4 separate regions of the Homo sapiens genome follow, and all the other regions are linked to region 3. A link is a contact called in ENCODE Hi-C or POLR2A ChIA-PET data. All regions are on one chromosome and are shown on one strand. The core of a region is the stretch at or near the end of the contact, and the rest is flanking DNA. Distances in the headings are between cores, read along the strand shown.

Evidence for each region. A loop is a pair of places that touch in the nucleus more often than their neighbours do. ChIA-PET counts read pairs that join two places held with the same protein, here RNA polymerase II (POLR2A). Pooled maps may share reads with other maps.
Region 1: a loop to region 3 is called in a map with no recorded cell type, with 22 times the contacts of the local background. The contact joins the enhancer-like site here to the promoter of RNF213 in region 3. A Hi-C loop is called at or near these places in 5 of 37 single-sample maps with no recorded cell type and 5 of 50 pooled maps.
Region 2: a loop to region 3 is called in a pooled map, with 7 times the contacts of the local background. The contact joins the enhancer-like site here to the promoter of RNF213 in region 3. A Hi-C loop is called at or near these places in 2 of 37 single-sample maps with no recorded cell type and 7 of 50 pooled maps. POLR2A ChIA-PET finds 5 or more read pairs at or near these places in 1 of 52 experiments (OCI-LY7).
Region 4: a loop to region 3 is called in a pooled map, with 4 times the contacts of the local background. The contact joins the enhancer-like site here to the promoter of RNF213 in region 3. A Hi-C loop is called at or near these places in 2 of 37 single-sample maps with no recorded cell type and 6 of 50 pooled maps.

What each region holds. Positions count from the first base shown.
Region 1 is chr17:80,876,220-80,879,298 of GRCh38, forward strand. All of the region lies in intron 13 of RPTOR (regulatory associated protein of MTOR complex 1), which reads left to right. Among named protein-coding and RNA genes, the nearest start is that of CHMP6, 110 kb to the right of the region's middle. RefSeq lists enhancers at 1,106-1,155, 2,373-2,972. Within about 2 kb of position 1,257, at least 4 of the 41 ENCODE cell types and tissues checked have a DNase peak (open chromatin) inside an H3K27ac peak, as active enhancers do.
Region 2 is chr17:80,831,621-80,834,872 of GRCh38, forward strand. All of the region lies in intron 9 of RPTOR (regulatory associated protein of MTOR complex 1), which reads left to right. Among named protein-coding and RNA genes, the nearest start is that of CHMP6, 160 kb to the right of the region's middle. RefSeq lists enhancers at 226-998, 1,465-1,774, 2,544-3,252 and a silencer at 1,603-1,819. Within about 2 kb of position 1,656, at least 41 of the 41 ENCODE cell types and tissues checked have a DNase peak (open chromatin) inside an H3K27ac peak, as active enhancers do; they include OCI-LY7, where a contact is called at or near this core.
Region 3 is chr17:80,259,304-80,262,364 of GRCh38, forward strand. It overlaps RNF213 (ring finger protein 213), which reads left to right and starts at 1,549. Exons shown (of 68, transcript NM_001256071.3): 1 at 1,549-1,599. RefSeq lists silencers at 928-1,277, 1,557-1,906, 2,287-2,426.
Region 4 is chr17:80,790,118-80,793,429 of GRCh38, forward strand. RPTOR (regulatory associated protein of MTOR complex 1) reads left to right here. Exons shown (of 34, transcript NM_020761.3): 7 at 1,333-1,392. Among named protein-coding and RNA genes, the nearest start is that of CHMP6, 200 kb to the right of the region's middle. RefSeq lists a silencer at 139-218. Within about 2 kb of position 1,999, at least 22 of the 41 ENCODE cell types and tissues checked have a DNase peak (open chromatin) inside an H3K27ac peak, as active enhancers do.

The sequences.
Region 1 (3,079 bases), core at 7-2,506, 620 kb after region 3:
CGCAGGGTGTGTGTGTCGCCTGCCGGGTCTTCCACCGAGCCCGTGCCACGCAGGGTGTGTGTGTCGCCTGCCGGGTCTTCACACCGAGCCCGTGCCACGCAGGGTGTGTGTGTCGCCTGCCGGGTCTTCCACCGAGCCCGTGCCACGCAGGGTGTGTGTGTCGCCTGCCGTGTCTTCCCACCGAGCCCGTGCCACGCAGGGTGTGTGTGTCGCCTGCCGTGTCTTCCCACCGAGCCCGTGCCACGCAGGGTGTGTGTGTCGCCTGCCGTGTCTTCCCACCGAGCCCGTGCCACGCAGGGTGTGTGTGTCGCCTGCCGTGTCTTCCCACCGAGCCTGTGCCACGCAGGGTGTGTGTGTCGCCTGCCGGGTCTTCCACCAAGCCCCTCCGCCCAGGATGTGTGTGTCGCCTGCTGGGTCTTCACACCGAGCCCGTGCCACGCAGGGTGTGTGTGTCGCCTGCCGGGTCTTCCACCAAGCCCCTCCACCCAGGATGTGTGTGTCGCCTGCCGGGTCTTCCACCGAGCCCGTGCCACGCAGGGTGTGTGTGTCGCCTGCCGGGTCTTCCACCGAGCCCGTGCCACACAGGGTGTGTGTGTCGCCTGCCGGGTCTTCCACCGAGCCCGTGCCACACAGGGTGTGTGTGTCGCCTGCTGGGTTTTCCACCGAGCCTGTGCCATGCAGGGTGTGTGTGTCGCCTGCCGGGTCTTCCCACCGAGCCCGTGCCACTCAGGGTGTGTGTGTCGCCTGCCGGGTCTTCCACCGAGCCCGTGCCATGCAGGGTGTGTGTGTCGCCTGCTGGGTCTTCCCACCGAGCCCGTGCCGCCCAGGATGTGTGTGTGTCGCCTGCTGGGTCTTCCCACTGAGCCCGTGCCACGCAGGGAGTGTGTGTTGCCTGCTGGCTGCCGTTCTGCGCGTGTGTGGTTTCAAGTCTTGTTTCCTCTTCTGTTTAACGAGGCCCTTGGTCTAAGTGTGCTTGTAATTTGGGCGAGTGAGCAGCAGCCGAGAGAGTCCACCCCAGTCCCCCTAGCCAGCGAAGTGGGAGCTCCCAGGTTCCTGCCTGCGGGGAGGGTGGGGGCGGTTTGAGTTAGTGAAAATGTGTGTATTAAACAGATATGTAAATGACCCCTGCCGAGCGCTGAAAATGAAGGTATGAAAAGGCATCATCATCCGTGGTTCCCACCTGGCATAATGACCGTATCAGAACAGACATCTGGTAGTATACACCACATAGTTGCCAGACTCCGATACCAAGGGCACATCTAAGTTCTCCCACCCTGATTTGCATGCCTCAAATTCAGAATTAGTGAGATTTGAGTCAGTGATGCTTCATTACACTCTCGTGAGACATGTTTGAGGAGCTTCACCGTGAATGTGTGGGCTTCGATTTGACTTGTGGAACCTGTGGTTAAAACAAAGGAAGGTGCCTTCATTCTCAGAACCCAGTGCTTTTTCTGTTGCCCTGGCCCTCTGGGCTGAGTCTTTACGTGGACGGCGGTCGATGCATCTCAGTTTATTTGTCAAAACCTTCAGCTAAAGCCAGTTGTTGCTTGAAAACTGCCTGCTTAATTGGCCTCCTCAGCTCGGGGGAGCAGCTTGCAATCTGAGGCCGGCGCCTGGCTCCCTGACCACCCGCTCCCCATCGTGCTCAGCTCTCATTCCAGCAGCCCAGCCCATAACCCGCCTCATCAGTGTATTGATGTGAGGCAGAAACACCTCATTGTAAGAGCACCCCTGAGAAATGGCGGGGTTAGGGGCTTCTGGGCTGCATAACCAGCAGATTCCCTCTGCAAAACTGCTCCTGCCTCAGTGGGAAAGGGCCAGCTGTGCAGGGCTGCACTGGAGAGCCGTTCTCTTCTTGATCCTCAGGCATCCAGTTCTTAAAATTCCGGCCCTCTGTCCTTGCATGGCCTTCGTCCTCTGGAAAGGAGCATGCTGGGAGCTGGCAGAACGCACGCCTCACTCTGTCGATGCAGTGTCTGTCACTGCTCAGTTTCTAGGTATTGATCCTAGAAACCCATGCTCTGTGGGTCCCTCTCCAAGAAACACAGCATCCATGATTTGTACATCGCACTGCAGTTTCAGACTGCTTTCACATGCGTGGTTTCATCTCTGACTCCACGACCTGAGCACAGATTTTTTTTTTTTGAGACGTAGTCTTGCTCTGTCGCCCAGGCTGGAATGCAGTGGTGCGATCTCAGCTCACTACAGCCTCCGCCTCCCAGGTTCCAGCGATTCTCCTGCCTCAGCCTCCCGAGTAGCTGGGACTACAGGCACGCACCACCACACCCTGCTAATTTTTGTATTTTTTAGTAGAGACAGGATTTCACCATATTGGCCAGGCTGGTCTCGAACTCCTGACCTTGTGACCCGCCTGTCTCAGCCTCCCAAAGTGCTGGGATTATAGGCATGAGCCACCACGCCCAGCTGAGCACAGATTTTTAAAACTTTACCTGGGTCCCTGACTAGTAAGAGGGAGAACCTGGACTTGAAACTTAGTTTTGTTTCAAATCTTGCCCCTTTTCCTCGGGTTTTGGGCAAATACTTCCCGAAGTATTATCGTTACCCCTGAATATCCAAGGCAGGATCATTTTATTCCCTTCCAGAGCCAGCACTTGCAGAAGTGTCCCCAAGTTAGGCAGCCTGGTGTGGCTTCCGGTAACACTGCCAGCCTCAGAGCCGGCCTGTTTCCTCCAGGACGCCCACAGGACCCTCGGAAGCCCCTTCCTCTAGGGGCCCGTCCCTCCTCCTTCCCCAGGCCCCGTCCCCCGCCTTGCCCTCTGAAAGTGGTCTTCAGCACCACCCGATAAGCGGTGACTTCTCATCTTAGAAGCCTGGCTTGGGTCAGGTTCTGCGTTTCGGCTGTGCGCGCCCCGGAGCAGCCCTGCTTGTGTCTCATCATCGATGCCTCAGCTGCAGTGTGCCCCACTGTAACCCCTCCGGGATGAAAACGCAACCCACCTCTTCAGTGGGCAGCCCTCCACTTGGATCCTCGCATCCCTGGCATCATCTCCGTCCTCTGTCCTTGCTGACCCAGCTCCAACCCAGCCTGTCTGACCCGTAGCCCACCTGCCATGTCCTT
Region 2 (3,252 bases), core at 406-2,905, 570 kb after region 3:
TCAGATCTCTGATGACAGTGAACTTCCACAGAGGGCAGCAGCATCTCCCTGTGTATCCTTGTGTATCACTATGTATCCCTGTGTGTCACTGTGTATCCCTGTGTGTCACTGTGTCACTGTGTATCCCTGTGTATCACTATGTATCCCTGTGTGTCACTGTGTATCCCTGTGTGTCACCGTGTATCCCTGTGTGTCACCATGTATCCCTGTGTGTCACTGTGTATCCCTGTGTGTGCCTGTATGTCACCGTGTATCCCTGTGTATCACTGTGCACACAGTAAAATTTAACAAGAAGCCAGTCCATTCCACCATGTTACCATGTTGCAGATTTAGGGAGGCGTAACCACACAGACTTGGTACTGGTCTTGATTGTGGAGGGCCTTTATGCTGAGCCAGAGATGAGGAAGATGTTGGTGCCTGGCTATAAGGGCTTGAGCCAGGTGGATACGGAGGGCATGCAGCCAACACCGCTCTTGAGACACCGGCTGGGTTAGTGTGGAAAAACTCCATTGAATGGTTTGCCTTTCTCCCTGGAGGTAGTTAGGTGTACTAGTTGAAACACCCATTCATTGGGAACCCGTGATCCAGGGGCTTTACAAATGGGCATGTGTGAGCATAGGCAGCATAGGCTGCCGTGGCCCCAGGTGTCAGGGTGCAGGCGGCTCCTGTCTTGGAGGCTTCCATCCCCCGTGGAAGCTCGTGCTGGCCACTGGAGCAACATTCCCGCAGGTGGGAAGGCCGCGAGGAGTGGACGAGGCAGCTCAGGCCTGGGGGACAGACTTGGAGCTCACATGCCCATCGCCCCCCTGTCCTGTGGCAGTGTCTGGTCCAGCCTCATCCAGGGAGGGAGGGAATGTGGCCTCCACCTTGAGTGGCATGTCCCAGCTCCAATGCTGTTCCTTAACAAGGGCAGGGAGGGAGGCACAAAGGAGTGAGGAGTGGTTTCAGACGCTCAGACGGAGAACATTCGGCTCAGAAACAGAATCGTGCTCTCCTCTGTTACTAGATTTTGCCAACTGCAACTGAGGACTGAGCTGCTGTGGAGGTGGGCTCCTCACCATGGGAGCATCACCGGGGGCTCTGCAGGGCTGTCTGCCACGAAAACAATGCCCAGAGCTCTCTCCTCCCCTCATCAATAGACCAAAGTGTGTACATCCCCAGGGAGCACACAGGAAAGATAGCAGAAAAGAGCATTTGGAATAAATAATGTACAATCTAGCTATTATACTCCTTGGGTGGTGATGGAGAGGTTGAATTTTTAGCAAGAGGAAAGAGGGAACAAAGCCTAACAAACATTGAGGTTAAAACATGAAGTCATCTGCATTTACACTTTGCTTCAGGCCGCGGCAGTAATGAATACTCAGAGCCGGCTTTCTGTTTAATGTTTGATGCAAAGTCACCGGGGAGTCATTCTCCTTCACTTTCAATTTCAGGGGTCCTGAAACCCTGCGTTTCTCTGCGGTAATAACCCGTGCTTTCCGTTCCCGGGGCGGGCGCGCTCTGACTGATCAGCGCAGATGGAGGCTGTGCGGACTTGGACTTGGACGGTTTTCCTCCAGCCCACCTCCTGGGCACCCGCCATCTCAGGGCTGTTTCCTGAAAACCCAGCTCTTGCCTGGATGACATGTTTTCCAGGCGAGTGACTCATCAGAACAGCCAACAGCTTAGAAAGTCCCTCTGCCCCCAGCTGCTGGGGGGGAGGAGCCCACGATGCAGATGAGCTGGTCACAGCTAATCACAGCCTCCTCCCCTCAGATCTGCACTCCAGCACTCCAGCCCTGCTTCTCCAGGCAGCTTGATCGCAGGCTGTGGGAAGTGCTAATCCAGACACCTTCCCGGTCCCCTCCCACCTTCTGCTGTCGTGTGCTGCCAAACCTCACAGGGCTGGCTGCTGCCGCCGAAGCCCACCACCATGGCCTCTCGTGTGTACGTAGGACCCACTTTCCCACTTGTCTTTAGCTGGGAATCCCAAATTAGAGCTGCAAGTGTGTGTTGATTTTACCGTAGAAAATGCAGCCAGTTTTAATCAACAGATAAATGTTCATTAGAGAATACCGTTGTTCTGCTGTTTAAAAGGTTGCCGTGCAGGCCGGGTGCAATGGCTCACGCCTGTAATCCCAGCACTTTGGGAGGCCACGGCAGGCAGATCACCTGAGGTCAGGAGTTCGAGACCCGCCTGACCAACATGGTGAAACCCCGTCTCTACTAAAAATACAAAAATTAGCCAGGCGTGTGGCACATTCCTGTAATCCCAGCTACTCAGGAGACCGAGGCAGGAGAATCACTTGAACCCGGGAGGCGGAGGTTGCAGTGAGCCAAGATCGCACCACTGCGCTCCAGCATAGGTGACAGAGTGAGACTCCGTCTCAAAAAACAAAACAAAACAAAAGGTTGCCATGCGATTTTAGAATTTAATGGGTAATCTGGCCCTGTAATTTGGTTAAATAAATAAATAAATAAACCACCCACGGCCCCGAGAGGGCCTCTGGCTTGCTCAGCAGGCGGTGCCAGGGTGCAAGCTCCTCCCAGTACCTCCGTCTTCCCTGCCTTGCTCTGAGTGGGGCTGTCCTTCGGGCCCAGGCCGAGCTGTGGCTTGAGGTTCAGGGCCGCTTCACTGTGTGCTGATAATCGGGTTCCAGCGCTTGTCTTTCAGCGGTTTGTAGGCGTTCTTTTACATCCTTTCTTCTCATTAGTACTTGAACAAAGTTATTTTCCTCCTCTCATGTAGACAGCTCTGCCTCGAGTCCACAGCCCTGGGTAGCCGGACGGCCCCGAGCAGCCTCCGTGCATCGTCTGGGCGCCGAGCCACAGCCCTTCCTCCTGGGCTTTGTGTCATCCCCGCAGCCTCCTGAGCCTCTGTGCATCAGTGAAACCAGAACCATCTGGGGCTGCTTTTCTGGTCTGAAATGTGGAGCTGGGTCAGTCCCCGCCTCCCACCCCGGGGCTGGATCCAAGTGGGCCCCCAGCCTTTTAGGAGCACATGTCCCACTGCAGCAACATGGGTCACGTGTCCGAGAGAGATTGTCACCCGTGGCTCTGACACAGCTTTGCTGGGCGGCATCCTGTCCGGTGTGCTGAGCGATGTCTCCAGTGCAGTTCAGGCCTTCAACACCAAGCGAGGGCCTTGGAGAACGTGCGAATAGGCTTTCCGGGAGGCATGGTTCCAAAGGCGCCTTGCCCAGCACTGACCGAGGCCACACCAGGTGCCACGCTGGTCTGCTCGGCCCACGGCCCGGACACCCTCTCTGCCCT
Region 3 (3,061 bases), core at 299-2,798:
CTAAAAATACAAAAATTAGCCAGGCTTGGTGGCGGGCGCTTGTAATCCCAGCTACTCGGGAGGCTGAGGCATGAGAATCACTTGAACTGGGAGGTGGAGTTTGCAGTGAGCCAAGATCACGCCACTGCACTCCAGCCTGGGGTATAGAGTGAGACTGTCTCCAAAAAACAAACAAACAATAAATAAAGTGCCACCCTAAAATTAAAAATTTATCCTCAGGTTTTGTGTGTTTGTTAGTTTTTGAGGCAAGATCTCACTTTGTCATCCAGGCTGGAGTGCAGTGGTATGATCACGACTCACTGCAGCCTGGAGCTCCCTGGGCTCAAACGATCCTCTTGCCTCAGCCTCTTCAGGTGCACCACCACGCCCAGCTAATTTTTTTAAATGATTTTTTTTGTAGAGATGGGGTCTCTCTATGTTGCCCAGGCTGCCATCGAGTTCTTCTAGGGAAACTTGCCGTGGGCACCGTGGGGAGTGGGGTAAGGGCAGGGTCTGTGTCTTGTTCCCATGGCTGTCGTGGGCAGTTGTCGGTTAGGAGGGGTGGCTGTCGAGGATGTTGGACTAATTGTTGGCGACCCCCCGCCCCAAGCAGGAGCATTCAGCTGGGGTTCCGCGCCGGGAATTGTTTCAGGATGAGGGTCCCCTCTGGAATGCGCAGAGGGGCGCAGTGTCCAGAGAGGGACGGGATGAAGGGGTGAGAGGAGAAGGAAGAAAAAGAAAGTGGGTGATTTTAAAACGGAGGTCCCTGGTCACACCATGAGCCTCACAGATGGGAAAACTGAGGCACGGGGGATGGTGCGGACCGCCGTGGCCCCTCCATCATCAGTGACAGAGCGCTCCGCGCGGGGCCGCGGAGGTCCCTTAATCTGCAAAGGCCCCCACGCGGCGCGCTGACGACGTCCACTGCACCCGCCGGGCGCCCTCTGGGCCGCTCCCAGGCTGGCCGCCGGCTCTGCGCGGCCGCAGACACTGTCCGAGGTGCTGGGCGCCGGGGCGGGGGGCGCGCCTGTCCCGCCCCACTCGGCTGCTCGGGCCTGCCCGGGGTCTGGGCTTCCGGGAGACCCGCATGCGCCCCACGCCTGGCGGGAACCGAGGCCCCTCCCGCGTCTGTACCCGGCGCGCAGCGGCCCGAGGCGCCTCCCGGGGGCTGGGGGCCCGGAGTCACTGGGAGGCGCCACCGGCGGGGAATTCCGCACACGCCTGCGCGGGGCCGGCGGCGGCGGCGGGCAGGGCGGGGCCGGCGGCGGCGGCGGCGGGCAGGGCGGGGCCGGCGGCGGCGGCGGCGGGCAGGGCGGGGCCGGCGGCGGCGGCGGCGGGCAGGGCGGGGCCGGCGGCGGCGGCGGCGGGCAGGGCGGGGCCGGCGGCGGCGGCGGCGGGCAGGGCGGGGCCGGCGGCGGCGGCGGCGGGCAGGGCGGGGCCGGCGGCGGCGGCGGCGGGCAGGGCGGGGCCGGCGGCGGCGGCGGCGGGCAGGGCGGGGCCGGCGGCGGCGGCGGCGGGCAGGGCGGGGCCGGCGGCGGCGGCGGCGGGCAGGGCGGGGCCCAGGGCCCCGTGACCCGAGGGGCGACAGCGCGCGGCAGGCGGCGAGCTCGGGGGCCGCAGGTGCGAGCGGGCCTGGAGAGTCTCCCGGGGCGGGGAGCGGGCTAGGATACAGTGGGCCCCGCGGGCCGGCGGGCCGGGTCCCGGGGAGCGGCGCCTGCGTCCGGATGCCCCTCCCGGCCGCCTCTTCCTGCCGGCTCCAAGTTTCGGTTTCGCCGCCGGGGTGCCCGGTCCAGCCCCGCCCGCGGCGCCCACTGACCCTGTTCCCCGGCTGCGGGAGGGGTCGGGGTGGGGGCAGCGGGCACGCCTGGGACCCCGGCGACATCCCCGGAGCGCAGAGCGCGGAGGAGGCTTTGCGCCCCGGCAGTGCTGCCCCCGGGAAGTGGCCGGGGCACGGGGGGTGTAGTGGAAGGGGACAGCCGGACCCGGGCCTGCAGGTCCGCCCGGGAATCCTGCGCCTGTACGAATGGCAACAACGGAAAAGTGAAGTTGCAAAAACAGACTCCTAACTTTTACGAGGGAGGCATCGCCCCGTCTGAACCGCACCGCGCAGCGTCCTTCCGACTTGGCGAAGTCGCCCGAGCGCGGGGCTCAAGGCCAGGGTGGGCACCCCTCCCGGATGGCTGCCTGCAAGCCGGCGGGCCGGGCCCTGGGGGAGTCCAGGGCGGGAGGGGAAGGAGCTGTGCAAACATGGTGGTGGCCCTTCCCTGCCCCCACCTTGTTGACTTTGGTTGTGGTTGGGGGATGGGCTTTGATTTGGGTGGCAGTGTCTGTGCTTGGGAAAAAATGTCAGAGAAAAGACAGGAAGCGGATTGAATGCAACAGTGTTGGGTGCCTGGGGCTCTCTCTTGTGTCTTCCGGCCCCTAGAGCAGATGGAACAATAAGATGCTTTAGGGGGCCGGGCGCAGTGGCTAATGCCTGTAATCCCAAAACTTTGGGAGGCCAAGGCGGGTGGGTCACCTGAGGTCGGGAGTTCGAGACCAGCCTGGCCAACATGAAACCCCGTTTCTACTAAAAACACAAAAAATTAGCCGGGTGTGGTGGCGCATGCCTGTAACTCCACCTACTTGGGAGACTGAGGCGGGAGAATCGCTAGAGCCCGGGAGGCGGAGGTTGCAGTGAGCTGAGATTGCCCACTGTACTCCAGCCTGGGTGAAACTGTCAAACAAACAAAAAATGCTTTTTGGAGGATTTTTCGAGTTTTCTGGTCTGTGGTTCCCCAGTGTAGCATTGGAGAAGGAAACACTTCGGGTGGAAAGAAAGAGGCCTGGGCGGTGGGGAGTCATTGAAGGTGTTTGAGGGAGGGAGTGTCCACTGGTGGTTGTTTCAGGTAGAGTGTGGAGGGGAGGAGGTACGGTGGGAGCCAGGGCTTGGCTGTGGCAGGGGTAGGGGAGTTTTAAACTCTCCTTCTACTCTGAAGGAGAGATAATTTTAGTCTCTGGAATAAAAGGGCAGCAGACCTGGAGAAAAGGGATGCAAATTGTCCCATACACCTATTGGGAACCTCATCAAAGAGAAGACTGC
Region 4 (3,312 bases), core at 749-3,248, 530 kb after region 3:
GCAAGTGAAGCCAGCAGAGGAGACCACTCAGAGTGGCACTGACTGGCTCGGGGAAGCACTGGGGCCACACGGGGCACTTGATGCCGTGGGAAAGGGCTGCTCTGTAGCTTCAGGCAAACGTGGGCCTCACTTTTATTTTCTCAGCTCTTTGAACGATAAAACACTGACTACTGCAGCCACAACCAAGAATATAACTTCCTCTCTGCTGGCTGAGCCAGGTATCACTTCTTGAGAGAGTGAGTGTGGCTGGCAGCCATGCATGGGGTCCAGGATGACCAGCTCAGCCTCCCCTCGCCCTGCAGGGCTGCAAAAGTGAGACTGTCTTCACACCTCTGGCTCGTTGTCTTCCTGGTTCTGGATCTCTCAGTTCCTCTGTGTCTTTTTCTCCCATTTCCTATCCCACTGCTATGGGTACCCTCCTGGGTCCACCATCCCCCATAGAGGAGTCACTGCCACGTCTCCCCCGAACGTGCCTGACCCTTGCACTGCACCCTCCCCTGGGCCACTGTCCTTCTCCATCACTCACTTCCAGCCAACACTTCTGCCATCACTCACTTCCAGCCAACAGTCCGCGAGTGTGTTTTGGAGATGTGCATACTTGCTCTGCACCTGCCATTATGTTTTTAAGGGGTGTTATTTGTTCTTAATTTTAAAAGTAGGTGAATTAAACATTTTGCATTTCTCCTACTAAAAATACTGCATTGCCTTTTTACTCTGCTGCCTCGATTCTGCCCACTGTATGCCAGTAGCCCGGATGGGAGGAGAGATGCTTTCCTACCTCCTGTTGGCGCCACGTTAGAGAAAGCCTGTCCGGCTCCACACGCGCTCCTAAGGATGGACCTGCGTCAGACATGAACCCAGCTCTGACCTGTAGGATTTTATGATTATGAACATGATATAATTGAATTTGCATTTCTTTTGTGTGTCTTGAGGCTACTCATTTATTCTACTCCAGCAGTCTCCCCAGCTCACTTCCTTAAGAAGGAAAGAAGTGGCAGGTCCAGTCCACTCCAGCATCTCGTTTGGAGACTGAGCTTTATTAAGCATCTCGGCGCTCCTCTCCAGGGACCGGGCTTCATGTGGCTGCAAACGGCTTCTCTCCTTTCTCCTGACAACTCACTGTGGCAGCTCTGTAGTCTCACGCCTTGACAGAATGGCAATGAGATTTTCTTTACAAATCTAAAAGCTGCCGAATTAAGGAAATCTGAGTGTACTTGTTCACCGTGGTAGTCCCTGTCCCCACCTTTAACTCTTCCCTTTTTCTGCAGGCCTGTTGAATTTCCTGGGTGACTGTTCCATTCATGCCGTTCACATTCTTTTCTTTCTCTGCAGGTTTTGCATGCAGAAATGTGTCAGTCTGGTGCCTGGCGTCACACTGGATTTGATAGAAAAGTAAGTAGGATTTTTAAGCTCTTGTGGCTCTCTGGATCTGATGAGTTTCTTTTCCTTTTTGAAGGCTCTTGCTTCTCAGAAGTACTTTCTATCAACATGGCATGTTCCCTTTCATGTGGCTGTGTTCTTTTGTTCTCTGATTAAGGCTGTGTTTGTGATTGTCACACTGGGGCTTAGTGCAGGAGATAACCAAACATGGGCCATATGAAAAGAAAAATAATAAAAAGCTGAATTCCTTTGAACATTTAAAAAGTCTCCAGACTTTAAGCCAAAGCAAGAACATACCACTTCGCATACAAATCATTTCTGCTGCCACTGAAATGATAGCTAGATCATAGCTAGCTCTTACCTTATTTTCTGAAACTGTCCCTTTAATATTCTGTAACTTTCCATCCCCTCCCCCCCTGTCGCCATCCAGTTTCCATTTTACTATCTCAGGGCAAACTGATTTCAGAACCTGAGCGATGAAGTGACGGGATTTAGTCAGGCCTATGAAGAGTCAATGGCACTTGCCTCCCATAATCCTTCCAGTCCCATTGGCCAACCCGTCTGTCCCTCGCGTGATCTTTTTGGATCTGAAGTGGTGTTTCAGGACCCGGAGCGTGGCCTGCACTGCCTTGTTCTGTTTGTTTGTGCACCGGATTCATCGTGACTCATCCTGAGTCATCCAGGCAGTATGGAAGAACTTTGGAGTTATTTTAAACCCTTTGGCTCAGAACCCCATTTCTTCTAGAATTAACATGCAAGATAATTGTTTTCTACATCTTAATATACAAAGTTATATCTTAATATTAGGGCCTGAATTTACTAAATTAGGCAGGAAAAGCAACCCCACTTCCAAGTTTCTCTTGTAAAAACGTGCTTGCCTTGTGTATCAGGGGAAAAATGCAAGAATATTATGTGTAAACGTTCATGAGGGCACGGTGAGCTCCGTCGTGGTTCACTCCCACCGTGGAAGGTGGCTGTGTGGCCAACAGGAAGGCCGGGGAAGCGACACTGGTCCTGATGTGGAGTGGTCTACCAGATGTGCTAAGTGAGCAGTCCTCAGCATGGGTACCTAACAGAGCTCAGTGCCCAGAGGCTTTCCAAACAGTGCAAGCTGTGACTTAGAAGACTGTTTCCAAAGGCTAAACAGATAGTGGAGGCTCTCAGAAGCATCACGTGGAAAATAACTTTAAAAAAAAAATGGGACTAGATGATCTGTGCTCCCCTCCCCTTCTGGTTGGTTTGGTTCCCTGACGAGACTGCAGTTTTGCGAAGCTGTTCTTGAGATCTGTTTACTGGTATTGCTGTGCGCTTTCTTTGGGGCTTTTATTTCCCCCTCTGTTTTCTGAGTTTTAGAGCTCTCTATTACCTGTAACGTATATATTGCCCCCGCCACCCCTGCGCCCTCCCCACACACACACCGGATGCGTATCCCAAATCTAAAAATCCAAAATCAGGAATGCATCAAACTGTAAAAAAATTTTTAATGAATTAAAAAAAAATAGGGCATCTTGCTGTATTGGCCAGGCTGGTCTTGAACGCCTGGCCTCAAGCGATCCTCCCACCTCCGCTTCTCAAAGCGCCGGGATTACAGGCGTGAGTGATTCTGGCCGTGCCAGGCCAAAATCGGAAACTTTTTGAGCACTGATGTGCTACTCAGAAACAATGCTCTTTGGAGCATTTTGGACTTCATGTTTTCGGATTAGTGATAAATCCAAAAAACTTAACTGGTAAGTATAATGCAGATATTCCAAAATCTGAACAAATTCGAAATCCGAAACGCTTCCGGTTCCAAGCATTTCAGATAAAGGGACACTTAACCTGTGTATATATATTATATATCTAATTTCTTAAATAAACCATATCCATTAATATTTCAGCAGTTATATTTTATCCTTGCTGGGTTGGCTTATTCAGGCAGCTCTTGGGTGAAAA